2 separate regions of the Homo sapiens genome follow, and region 2 is linked to region 1. The links are chromatin loops, found by intact Hi-C in ENCODE. Cell type or tissue: heart left ventricle. All regions are shown on one strand. Each heading gives the region's core, and the rest is flanking DNA. Links, peaks and the distances in the headings are about the cores only.

Evidence for each region. Peaks named below come from ENCODE experiments on the same cell type or tissue, not always from the same donor. Only the 100,000 strongest peaks of a DNase experiment are listed, where the experiment ranks them.
Region 2: a loop joins it to region 1, with 2.3 times the contacts of the local background. A loop is called at or near these places in 9 of 110 quality-filtered maps.

What each region holds. Positions count from the first base shown.
Region 1 is chr5:56,611,076-56,617,442 of GRCh38, reverse strand. No RefSeq gene overlaps it. Among named protein-coding and RNA genes, the nearest start is that of C5orf67, 8.0 kb to the right of the region's middle. In heart left ventricle, for the core only: no CTCF peak of the experiment used is centred there; no DNase peak of the experiment used is centred there; H3K27ac peaks cover 572 bases.
Region 2 is chr5:56,801,397-56,807,763 of GRCh38, reverse strand. No RefSeq gene overlaps it. Among named protein-coding and RNA genes, the nearest start is that of MAP3K1, 11 kb to the left of the region's middle. In heart left ventricle, for the core only: no CTCF peak of the experiment used is centred there; no DNase peak of the experiment used is centred there.

The sequences.
Region 1 (6,367 bases), core at 1,303-3,802:
TTGAACTATCCTGGACAAAAGTGCTCAGATTTCTGTCCCAGGAAAGGTGCACATCTGTTCTACTGGATCTTGGTTTGAAACCACTTGGTGTTCAGTGGCCGTGTAATTTGTGCTCTGCTCTGCTCATGGTTTTATTATTTTTCTTTAAATCATAATTTCTTTTTCAAAACCAGCTTACTCCTAGAAATCTGTAGTGACTTTTTTTTCTTTTTTCAAATGACTAGCTTTGATATTCATCCTTAAGTTCATCTAGACAGTGAAGGTGGCTTTTGAAAAATGATGACCAGGTCTGCTTCCTCCCACCTTTTTGAATTGTCCCTTGCAGTTCTCAAGTTACAGGAAATTTTGTCATGTTTGCTTGCAGTGTGTGTGTGTGTGTGTGTGTGTGTTTGTGTGTGTGTGTGTTGGGGGAGTGTCACTTCACTAGGAAAGCTCTTTGAATTTGAAAGACAGTTTTGCATTTATTTGAAAGCTTTTATTTGTGAGCTTGAGTAGTCCAAAGTGTCCTTGTGTACAAGCCCCGCCTTTGCTAATTCCTATTATTATCTTGCTACAGAAGGTCATGCCAACTGCTTAATTACATGGAAAGTTATGAAACAGCTAGGGCACCAGAACATTGTTCAACTGTGGGCTCCTAAAGGAAAATAAACTCTTCTTACACTGAGAATGGCTGCCAATAACCAGGCAAGTTTGTCTGTTTGTGGCCACATGTATAGCTCGCTTGTATAAAGGCATTCTGTGCCTGGGCAAAAATCCTGGATTCACCTTTGCTAACAGCACCAGCATCTTAGTACAATAGAACCCTTTTAATTCAGAGAGAGATTATATCTGACTACTTCAAGTCAGACTTTTCCTTTCATTGAATGTAAACAATAAAACCTCTCTATGAAAGCTTTCCTGCTTCACTCAGAAATAGGCTAGTATGTTTCGTGGTATATCCCTAATCAACCGTTGGTGCGGTAAAAATGTTCATTTATTAGAGACGATTATGTAGTTTAGGTTCCTATAATCCACCTGCCCCTCAGTGATCTGCCTTCAGGAAAAAACAATCTGTGCAAAGAAAATTCATGTTCAGAGAAGTGAGGGCTTTTCATTTGGTTCAACCTGTCAGATTCTTGTTTTGGTCTAATTCTCACCTTGAAAACAAACAGCATCGCCTTTGCTTTGTCCGCCTTTATGCAAAGACCATGCTAATTCTAAGTAAACTCCTTGGAGAGTTAGGCATTGAAAGAGAAACAGAAACAGACCCCTTGAGAAAGAGTTTTTCTCCTGAAGAAGTATTTTTTACAAGGAATAACTGGGATAGCCACTAACTCTTGCTTCTACAGGAAACAGCTTGCCCTGCTGCAGAGGGTGGGGCGCTCTCTTATTTCTCTAAACACTTTTGGAGAAAAAAAAAAAATCAGGCTCCAGTGCCAAAAGACAACTTTAACCCTCAAATCCCAGAACCTAAGGTCAACCAAAGGTCACACATGCAGTGCTTAAAACAGAAGGTTGGCAAGCTCTCTCTCCAGGCAGTATCTGTCCCTGCTGAAATCGAGGCCATGGAAACAGGGCTTGTGCATTCTAAGTCCAAGGTACCTGTGATTTATGAAGTGGTGTTAGGCACTGGTCAGGACATAAAGTTAAATACTGAAAAAGGCTCCTGCTCCCACGGCTGCCCTTCCTTCTTGAAACCTAATTTAGACCATATCAAAGTTTTTATAAAGACATTCCTGATACCATTGTGCTGTAAATCCTGTCTGATCCAACCTTCAAATATTTATGTAAACTGAAATATGTCTGGAAAGAAGTCAAAACAAAACAAATATGCCACACCATCTCATTCCAGCAGGTCCTTCCTTCCTCATTTACATTCAAGCGTAAACCTCTCCAACTGGCTTCCAACTGTTAGGGCTGATTAATTAGTGATAATTGCAGAGACTATTTCTTTGAATGCCCTGATGGTCTTATGTCTTGCAACCAATTTAGCCTGGAGTTTTTAGCACGTGTGAAATGCGTTGGTAGCATTAAAAAAAAAATCATTACAGATAAGTGCAGTTGGTTTAGTCTTCCTGTGCCAGCTGTACCAATAATTAGTGCTTTTGAAATATCTACAGGTTGGTCCCAATGTATTCCTTAAGCTCCGCACTCAGCCTTTGCTTTTACTCTGTCATTAGAGTGGGCTGTTTCTTCTTGGGATCCTTATGGGTGAAGTGCTCTCAGTTTCAGATGCAGTTTGCTAATGATATTTTGCATCACTTGTAAGTTGTAGCAACATGAAGATCTCATGATCTATCTTTTAGTCCATGATATCATGTAATTAGAGAGAGTGGAAAATAGGAAAGAATTTAAAAGTGGCTGTGTACTCACATTACAGCTTTGAAACCCAAGGGAAGAAAAGAGGAGGCAGCCATTTGTGTTAAGAATGGAATGCTCTTATGCCCTTTGGAAGGTATGTTGTACTCTTTTGACACTGGAATTAAAAATGGAAGTAAATGAGCTTTGTCTACACAAAGTATGTTTAGAGAGACAAGAATGAATGAGTGAATGGGGCACTGAAACTGCATGGGGGAGTTCACTTTCACATACCATATCTTATTTGAGATTTACTACAGTTCTGGGAGGTAATGAAAGGCAGATGTTAATTACCCAATTTCTGTCCTTTGCAGGTGAGGAAATTGAAGTGCAAAGAGGTTAAGTGACTTGCTCTTTGTCATACAACTAGTGGGAGCCAAGATTAGGAACCAAGGCTCTGACTCCAAGTTTAGTCTTTTTTCCTGACATCTTGAGGTCTCAAGGTTGGGAAATGGGACAAATACAAATAGGCTTGTAAAAAAAAATGGCAGCCATAGTCGCATTCCATTGACTAATTCAGTTATATATACCAGAGCTAGGTCTTCTGGCCAGTAAGAGATGCAAATATATAGGGAGAACCCAGGAGTGATGAGAGTTCCTACAGACATGGAGTGTGCTCCTGTGTGAAGCTTATGGGGCCTTTATTTTGAATTAAATAAACATTGCTTCAAGTTTGTAAATTTTCTTAGGGAAAGGTGGTGATAATGATGATGATGGTGAAGAAGAATAGGAAGACACAAATAACAGCGATTGAAACAACAGCCAGGGGTTATATTTAGTGAGTGTTTACTATGTGTTAGGTGCTCATCTAAGCACTTTTAAAAGTATTAACTCTTTTAATCCTCCCAGCAACCCTTTGAGGTAAATATTATCATCCTAATTTGACAAAGGAGGAAAAGGAGGCATGTAGAGTTGAAGAACTTTGACCCAGGATGTCCTGTTGCAGGTGTAGGATTTAAACTGGCAGTCTGTCTCTAGCACCTTCTGAGCAGTTTTGCCTCTCAATCTTCTTCAGCTGATGCTTCTCCCAGTAGATGAAAATATATGTAAAACCTTTCCCCATGGTTTCAACTCTTGGAACTGAAGTCTTTCTCAAAACTTGCCTGACCACTATTTCTAATCCAGGTGGTGCAGAGAAGGGGCCAATAAAAGTAAATTTGGGTATTTACTGATGTGGGCTCGTAGTGGTGAGCAGCTTGGGAGAAGGAGGCTCAGACTAAATGGAGAACTGTGAGAGGCTGTCACCATGTTTCTCCCTATAAAGTGGCCAGTTGCCACACTGCCCTTTGTGCAAAGTGAGAAGACAATCATGGCTGACTGTCCTAGGCGATCAAGAGGGAGCCTACTGGGTTCTTTGTGGCTCATCAGTGTGCTCCAAATGGGGAAGAAGCAGTTGCATCCAAATTGGTGCAACCCCTCCAGGAATTAGAGCCTCCACTTGTAGATTTCTAAGGAGCTGCTGTCTCTCTGTCTGTTTCATAACTAAAAGTTCTGTGGTATAGGTCTTTTTTATAGGCTAAAGTCCTTTAAATGGGTGCATAATGTACCTCTATTGATTTTTCTGTTGACTATTACTTTATTATATGATTCAATCAACTTAGCTTTACACCATTCCATATAAAGAAATAGGTATTGCATTTCACTAAGAGTTTCATTTTAGGCATATTTTGACTCTTACCTGTATGGTCTCTTAACTTTCAATAGATATTCAGTATGCCTGCTTTCAAGTGGACTGTTTATTCAGTCTCTTCAGATACTAGAGGAGAATGGCAGTCAAAATAGATTGAAAAACAAAGGGGAAGAGTAAAAACAAATTTGAATAAATGTTTGTTTGCGACTAATGTCCTTATATTTATAAAGAGTGCTTAAGAAGTCACCGCTTGAAAGGTGTAGTATTTTGAGATTTGGGGTGCCTTATGCGGAGATTATATTCCAGCTACTCATGCCTGAGACCTGCATTCTTGTCCTCTTTGAGTGCTGCTTAGAGACCAGTTAGTTTTATAGCACAAAATCAGAAGGTGAGCCAGTGTGGTAAAGCTGAGTAGGTCTAACAACTTGTTTTAGGTTGGGTTGCTAGAATCACACCCAGTATACAAGTTATTTAGTAGTAAAGTGTTCTAAGAAGAAACCAGGAAGGAAGTGGGGAAGCAAGCAAGTAAGAAGGGAAACCAAGCAGTGGTGTGATTTCAGGTGAACTCCCATCCCTTAGCAGAAGGATGCAAAGCTGAGGGACTAACACACAGATCTGGGTGGAACATGGCAGAATTTGCTACACAGACTATTCCTCCAGGTGCAAACCCTGGACGAAGAGTCCAGATGTGTCCCTAAGGGCTCACAGAGGGGAGATATTGTGGCATAATTCTGGAAGGGGAGGAATAGACAGCTGTGCTTGGAGGCATAGAAGTAGGCAGCAATTCCCTCAAACTGTGAATGGGACAGGGCTTGCATCCCCAAAGGATGGACCATTGCTACGCTCTTTCCTGGAAGATCAGAGAGATGAGAGGACTGCTTAGGAACAGATTGCTCCCAGCCTTGGCATGAAACAACTACTTGTTTTCAGTGATTAATGAGCATCTCAGGGATGACTCCTTTGGAGAAAATCTCGAGGCTCTTGTAGCATTTTCTGGTTACAAATCAAGCCCTGAGTTGACCTGGATGGAGACCCTTGATGGAGAAGAAGGGATCCAAAGTAGGTTTCCTAATCCATTTTGGGTCAGTTTGTTGTTTTTTTGTTGTTGTTGTTTTTTTGTTTTTTTTTTAGTTTTTAATTTTCGTTGGTATACAGTAGGTGTGTATTTTTATGGATTACATGAGATGTTTTGATACAGACATACAGTGAATAATAATCACATCATGGAGAATGGAATATCCATCCCCTCAGGCATTTATCCTTTGTGTTACCAACAGTCCAATTATACTCTTTTAGTTATTTTTAAATGTACAATTAAACTTTTATTGACTATAGTCACCCTGTTGTGCTATCAAATAGTGGGTCTTATTCATTCTTTCTAAATATTTTCTGTAGCCATTAACCATCCCATCCCCACCTCCTCCTCACCCACTTACTATATGTCCTGGCCTCTAGTAACCATCCTTCCACTCTCCATCTCCATGAGTTCAATTGTCTGATTTTTAGATCCCACAAATAAGTGAGAACACACACTATTGTCTTTCTGTGCCTGGCTTATTTCACTTAACATAATGACCTTCAGTTACATTCACATTGTTGCAAATGACTGGATCTTGTTCTTTTTTATGGCTGAATAGTACTCATTGTGTATATGTGTCTTTGTAGGAAATGAGTTCACTTTAGGTGTGTGGATTTGTTTCTTGGTCCTCCGTTCTGTTCCATTGGTCTATGTGTCTGTTTTTATGCCAGTACCATGCTGTTTTGGTTACTATAGCTCTGTAGTATAATTTGAAGTCAGATAATGTGATTTCTCCAGTTTTGTTCTTTTTGCTTAGGACAGCTTTGACTATTCTGGGTCTTCTGTGGTTCCATATAAATTTTAGGGTAGTTTCTTCTATTTCTGTGAAGAATGTCATTGGTATTTTGATTGGGGTTGCACTGAATATGTAGATTGCTTTGGTTAGTATGGACAGTCTAACAATATTGATTCTTCTAATCCATGAACATGGAGTATCTTTTCATTTTTTGGTAATATGGTTTGGCTGTGTCCCCACTCAAATCTCAACTTGAATTGTATCTCCCAGAATTCCCATGTGTTGTGGGAGGGACCTGGAGGAAGTCATTGAATCATGGGGGCCAGTCTTTCCCATGCTGTTCTCATGATAGTGAATAAGTCTCACGAGATCTGATGGTTTATCAGGAGTTTCTGCTTTTGCTTCCTCTTCATTTTTCTCTTGCCACCTCCATGTAAGTAGTGCTTTTCACCTCCTGCCATGCTTCTGAGGCCTCCTCAGTCATGTGGAACTATAAGTCCAATTAAACCTGTTTTTGTTCCCAGTTTCAGGTGTGTCTTTATCAGCAGTGTGAAAATGAACTAATATATTTGGTATCTTTTTCAAG
Region 2 (6,367 bases), core at 1,367-3,866, 190 kb before region 1:
TCTCTTACTGGGGGCAATTGGCGGGAATAGGGGATCAGGGAAACTGGGAATCTAAAAGGCAGAAAAATAGAATGGCAGAAAAGAAGCAGAAAGTTTTGCAACGAAGACTCAGGAAAGTTTAAGGAAAATGAGGGGTAGTAAACTCAGGTCTTAAAAGTGCACTTCAGGGGCCTCTGTGAGGGGAAGGGATTGTTGGTAGAGTGAGGGAAGAGGTGGACCCTTGAGGAGTAGACTGTGGTCAGGGTGGAGCTGGGGGTCATACAATTGAAAGGCATTGAATATTAGGATAGAAGCCCATAAAAGGAAAGCAAAATGTCTCTAGGTGTGTGTACCACCTGCAACACAAAACAAACCTGAAAGGTTTGGGGAAGAGGATCCTGGGAAGTTTCTGGAGAACAAAAGGTGTTTAAAATTATCATTAAATATAAACATATTAAACATTACTATGTGCCATTACAGTGATAAGTGCCTCATGTATATTAACTTATTTAATCAACACAATAACCCTGTGAGGTAGGCACTGTCGCCATCGCCATTTTCCAGGTGAAGAAACTGAAGCAGAGAGGTTAAGTAACTTAACCAAGACTATTCAGAGTCAGTAGGGGTGAGATTTGAACTTAGATATTCTGGGCCCACAGCCCATTCTTTTAACCTCAAAGCTGCAATGTGTATCCATCATGATAACATAATATATGTAAAATATCTTTGTTGTTTTTCTATGGTTAGCTGCTATTTTCTTAGTGAGAAACCTATTTATGAGTTCTTTCAGTGTTCTTGCTTCAATACAGCTTTCGTTCTCTAATGCCTTAAGCTTCTCAAGTGAAAATATTACCATGAAGGTCTTCACCAGTACATACCCCTTTGAATAGAGAAAGGGATACTACACTCTGCATTATTTTTGTAACTCAAAGTAGCAAGCTGTTTCAAATTTTATTTTTGAAAAATCTTCATAAACTAGACATAAAAATTTACCTTTGAATTACTATAGATATTAAAATTCATTATACAAAGAAATGGAAAACAATAATATCCTAAAGACTCTATGGGAAACTGTGATAGAGATGGTTAGCTGTCAACCAAAGTCCTTATCCCCAGCCATTGCCATGCAGCTGTAGTGGGGAAGCACTTGCCTAGCCAGTGGCTAAGTTTTCCAGCCTGCCTTGCAGCTACATATGGCCATGTGACTAGTTCTCATCAACAGCATGTGAGCCATAGATTTCAAGAAATGGCACAGCTGAATACAGATGACTATCATGGCCCAGAGGATGGCAGAGAAACAGAGTGAAAGGGTCCCTGAATGACTGGATGGAGGACAGTCCCCTAGATAATTCGAGTTCCCACCCACAAATATAATTCCTTTGTCTTAAGCCATTGCCTATTTAGATCTACTTGTTAGAGCAGAATAATTGACCCTAAGTAACACAATACAGTTTTATTTGTTCACTAAGGCATTGTGAGATGTACAGCTTTCTATAGGAGGAACAGCATGACACAGACTAGAAGGCTTTGCTATCAGCCAGGCCTGTGTTTGAATCTCAGCTCCTCCATGATTGTGTGACTTTTGGCAAGCCGTACACACTTTAGTCATCATTAATACGGGGATGTAGTAGTCACTGTTGGGGCCTTGCCCTTTTCCTTTCACCTTACCACTACCTTGGTGCACATAAGCCAGATTTCCACGGCAGCACCTGTATCTGTCTGGCTTGCGACACTCAATTTGCTGAGTATATGGCCGGCTAGAAGTGGGCTCTGCTCGTAATCCTAAGCAGTCCTTAGCCAATGATGCAAGTTGCAGATGGTGTGCTGGAGGTGGCTTCCATCAACTTGAGAGCCTAGAGTGCATCCCTCTTCCAAACTCTAAGTTCAACGATGTCACATTGGTGCTTGAAATTGGCCATGGTGGGAGCATTTACACTACAGAAACTGGCAAATGTTACAAATCAGAGCTCTCCCATCTTCTTCCAGAGCTGGCTGCTAAAAACTGACCAACATACTACCTCTCTTGCCCTTTGGGTAGGACAACTCGGGTATGTTCTACAAAGGCTTCTGGATTTTATTTTCCAGCAGGGTTAGGCTGTAGTTGCCCACAGTAGTAGCCAGTTTGGAAAAACACCTTTACTGGCTGCCTTCTCTGTCTCACTTTCCCACTCCCATGCAGTGTTTCCTTCACCTCCTGAGTCAACTATTTGAATTGGAATCCCATCTGAAGGTCCCCTTTTGGAGGAACTCAAAGTAGGACAGGGGATAGCAATAAATAAAGTTGAAATTCTCTAAAATGCATAGAATTTAGTAGATTCCTTGCAAATATTAGCTCTTCTCTAGCTGAAATAATATATGGCTGAAACAAACTCAACAGAGTTATTATAGGTTAACTAACCATAATAGGAGTTTAAATTATGCATTTAAAAGTCACTTGTCCTAAATATATGAATCACCTTCAATAACTTTTAACTTTCATTATTTTAAATAGTTTTATTATAATAAGTAAAAACTGTACATGTGAAAACTTAAGGTAAATCTCTAACATATCCAAAGAGACGAAGTTAACTCTGTAAGGTAGTCTTGTGAGATCTAGATGTCCAGGCTCCCTTATGCTGCTGGTAGGTATAGGCTTCTAAAAAATTTAAGATCTCTGACACTTTTTATTAATTGATTTTTTTTTTTTTGAGATGGAGTCTCACTCTGTCACCCAAGCTGGAATGCAGTGGTGGGATCTTGCAAGGCTCACTGCAATCTCTGCTTCCTGGGTTCAAGCTGTTCTCATGCCTCAGCCCCCCAAGTAGCTGGGATTACAAGCATGCGCCACCACACCCAGAGATGGGGTTTCACCATGTTGGCCAAACTGGTCTTGAACTCTTGATCTCAAGTGATCTGCTGCCTCGGCCTCCCAAAGTGCTGGGATTACAGAAATGAGCCACTGTGCCTGGCCTATTTATTGGTCTTGATTTTGTGTTAGCAACTCTCAGTTTTGTCTTGTGTATTTTAGATACTCATGCTGACCTCATATTTTATGTCACCTTTGAACTAGGATCCCAGTATTCCAGTAATAAATTGCAGTTTGGGACCCTTCAGAAAGCTCTCTCTGGAGCTCACCATAATAATGTTTCCTACAAAGATATCATGTCTCTGGATATTTTTCTTTAAAAAATCGTTCTTTGTGATGCCTTTATGGTGAAATTATAACATTTCTTATTTCAGTAGTAAATGTGGTCTTATAAGATACCACAAGTGAGGATGTTGTGGGAAAGCCAAATGATCAATTTCTGAAGAAAGGACAACATGGCTTAGCAGGAAAAGCACCAAAGAGTCAGGAGTTCCAGGCCAGGGCTACCCTTGTCTGTGTCACAGGTGGCAAGTCTCTCCATTACTTCTCTTCACTGGGTCTTAGTGTCTCCATTTTTCTAAGCCGGAATACTCAACTTGGTGATATTTAACATCTAGTCCGTCTCTAACAGTTTATGAAAGTCCGTCACATATAGACAAAGGCCCAAATTCAAATAATACCCATCATTTCCTGGTCCTGTCTTAACATTTCAAGAGCTATAAGGTAGTAGGAAAAGACTTCTGGTATGTTGTTTCCTTGGCACCATATTTGTCGTGTGAAAATCAGAAAGTAATACCTTCATCTGGGTTGGGGGAAGAGGCAACAAAGTATTGGTTTTTATCTTAGGAGAAACTACTGATTTTTTATTGTGGTTTACTTGTGATTTTTAAAAGTGTTTTCTCTTTCACTTACTAATAATCACACATGCAGATGAAAATGGTGACATTTATTTCCTGCCAGACTGAAAACACTTTAAAAAGTGGATAATGTCTGGTATTTGCTAAGGACAAAAGAAACAGTCACCATTGGTAGGAGTTTAATCTGTGTCCCTTGAAAGCAGATCCTGAGATGAGGAAACAGGAGTGAGGGAGGTGAAAACCAGGCCTGGGGGGCCTTATCCAGTTGATTTCCACCGTCATGGACGGTTGGGGCTCAGTCCCTCTGGGCCCATCTGGGGAGCTGTGTGGAAGGTGCCTCACATTATACACTGGAGAAATGGGAGAGGGTAGGGTAACATTTACCCTTCAGCTCCTGTCTTCAGTGGACAAGCTCTGGGCCAGGAGGTGTTACCCTTCCACGTTTCAAGCTTTGTGCCTGTGCAGAAGGCAATCGGCTTACCACTGGCACCTTCACCTGGGGCAGAAGTGAGCCATAACAGGGTGGGGCTAGAGAGAGATGCTGTGGGGCCACAGTGAGCTGCCGCCAGAGCAGAAGTAAAAGGTAGACCAAGAAGATGTGAGGTGCTAAGCTCAAAAAACAAACTGAAAACAACACATGAGATGAGAGAATCTTGGTTTTTGGTTTTAATTTAGTACTGCTCTGCACATCCTAAGACGATACTCATCATTGACTTCCATCTCAAATTACAAAGAAAAATAATTTCTAAGATGAAAAACTAAAAGTATCATTGCAGCAAAAGCTCTAAAACACAGGAAATCTCTGCAGAAAGCCTCCCCCTTCACAAATATTTATTGGCAATTGTGGGATCCATCTGTTGCTTCAGATGATTTAGTGGGCAGAGAATCTGCTGTGCCAACTGTAATAGAACATGGTAATCTGTGGAAGCTGAGACAGAAGCTCTTCACTCTGTTTCGTGGGCTACAGAGCAAGCCATATCCTATCCCAGTCTGAGAGAGGCAAAATAAACTAAGAATGATTTTTCTTTGAGGAGTGCTTCAAATGCTGGTAAAATCACAAGGCTATCTTCTTTATTTCTAAATAGATTAGTATAAAATCCATGAGTATTGTTGTTAGCTCATTAGTATATGTGAAAACATTGGGATGCCAACTCGTTTAAAGGGAAGAAACCATTGGGTTAGGCAAAGTAAGACCATGGAAATACAATTTTTCATGTTATTTTAAATCAATTTTGATATCTCAGAGGTTCCCTAAATTTTGTCTTAATGATTCACCTCCTCCATTAGAAGTAGGATATTGGCAAAATGAGTACAACCTAATTCCAGGAAGATTTAGGTTTTTAAAATTTGTTCAAATATTAACATGTTCAGGGGTGATATTCTATAGAAATGTTATTGGAAATAAAAAGCTTCTGAAATATAAGAACAATCCTAAGCTGATTTGTAAATGGCTATCTTTTTCTAAAAGCAGTTCTTTATCTTCCTGAAACAGCTAACTATATACCAGTACTTAGATTCTGAATTAATGGCTGAGGAGACCTAGGACATTTGCATTTTTCTATTCTCCAACTGCTTTGCAGGCTTGTTGGCTGGGACCAGTGCCCCTCCCTGCAGTTTCAGGCCCAGGCCCAGCTATTCCTATTCATGTGTCAGATGCTAATCATCATCTGGTCTGGCAGAAGGAAGGGGCAGCTCCCAAACTGCCTGGCCCATCGCATACTGGAGCTGTCAGTCTCCTGAGAGGCTGAGCATCTGTTTAGAGTAGCCCCTGCTAACTCAGCTGATTTTTGACCTCTTCGCTTGTATTTCTTCCTTATTCCTTGGATGCTGTTTTCATCTTATTTGAAGGGAAGTATCTCAGCACTTGTCATCCTTCTCATATTAATTTAATCAAGGATGATAATATGAGCTTAGGTAACTGTCAAGAGGCCATTCTTAATAAGAGGATGGCATAAAATTACAATGGGTTGGGTTCTCTCTGAAAGTCTGCAGTTGCCCTTATATACATAGGGAAGTTATTAACATTATTGGATTCACTGCCTTCCTTGACAATGTACACCAAAAAGTCTGGGCTGCTCTGTGAGCTTATTCATATCGCAAAGATTTTAATTCTTTTTATTGCCATTGCAATATTTAATATTCCTTTTATTCTTACTTGCTTCTTCTGTACTTTGCCCAAAATGAGTTGATTATTTTTGAAGGGAGGAGGACTACTCAATAATCCAGAAAACAAAATAAACGTATCAAATTTATTGATGGAAAGACTAAAATTAGAGATGAATTCCTTCCCGAGAATGAGTAATCTAGAATTCAATTCAACTAGCATTTGCTGAGAACTCTTGTGTGTCAGGCATTTTGCATACTGTCACTCCATTTAATTCTCCCACAACTCTTCTTCAAGGTAGACATAATTCTTCTCATTTTACAGACTTGAAAATAGAACCTTAGATTTTAAAAATATTTTCCCAAATCACTTAGCTGGCAAATTGGTAGGATAGGCTTCTAATTCTAAATTCAGTATTTTGTCACTACACACTGCTGCTTCCAGGAATAAATATATCCTTTGTACTATAATCAGGCACTGCTTAATCAGTCAATAAATATTTATCAAGTGCCTATCAGGTACCATGCAGTTGAAGGTCTTTTGGATAGCGATAGTGTAGTAATCACCCACAGTCTTCGACCA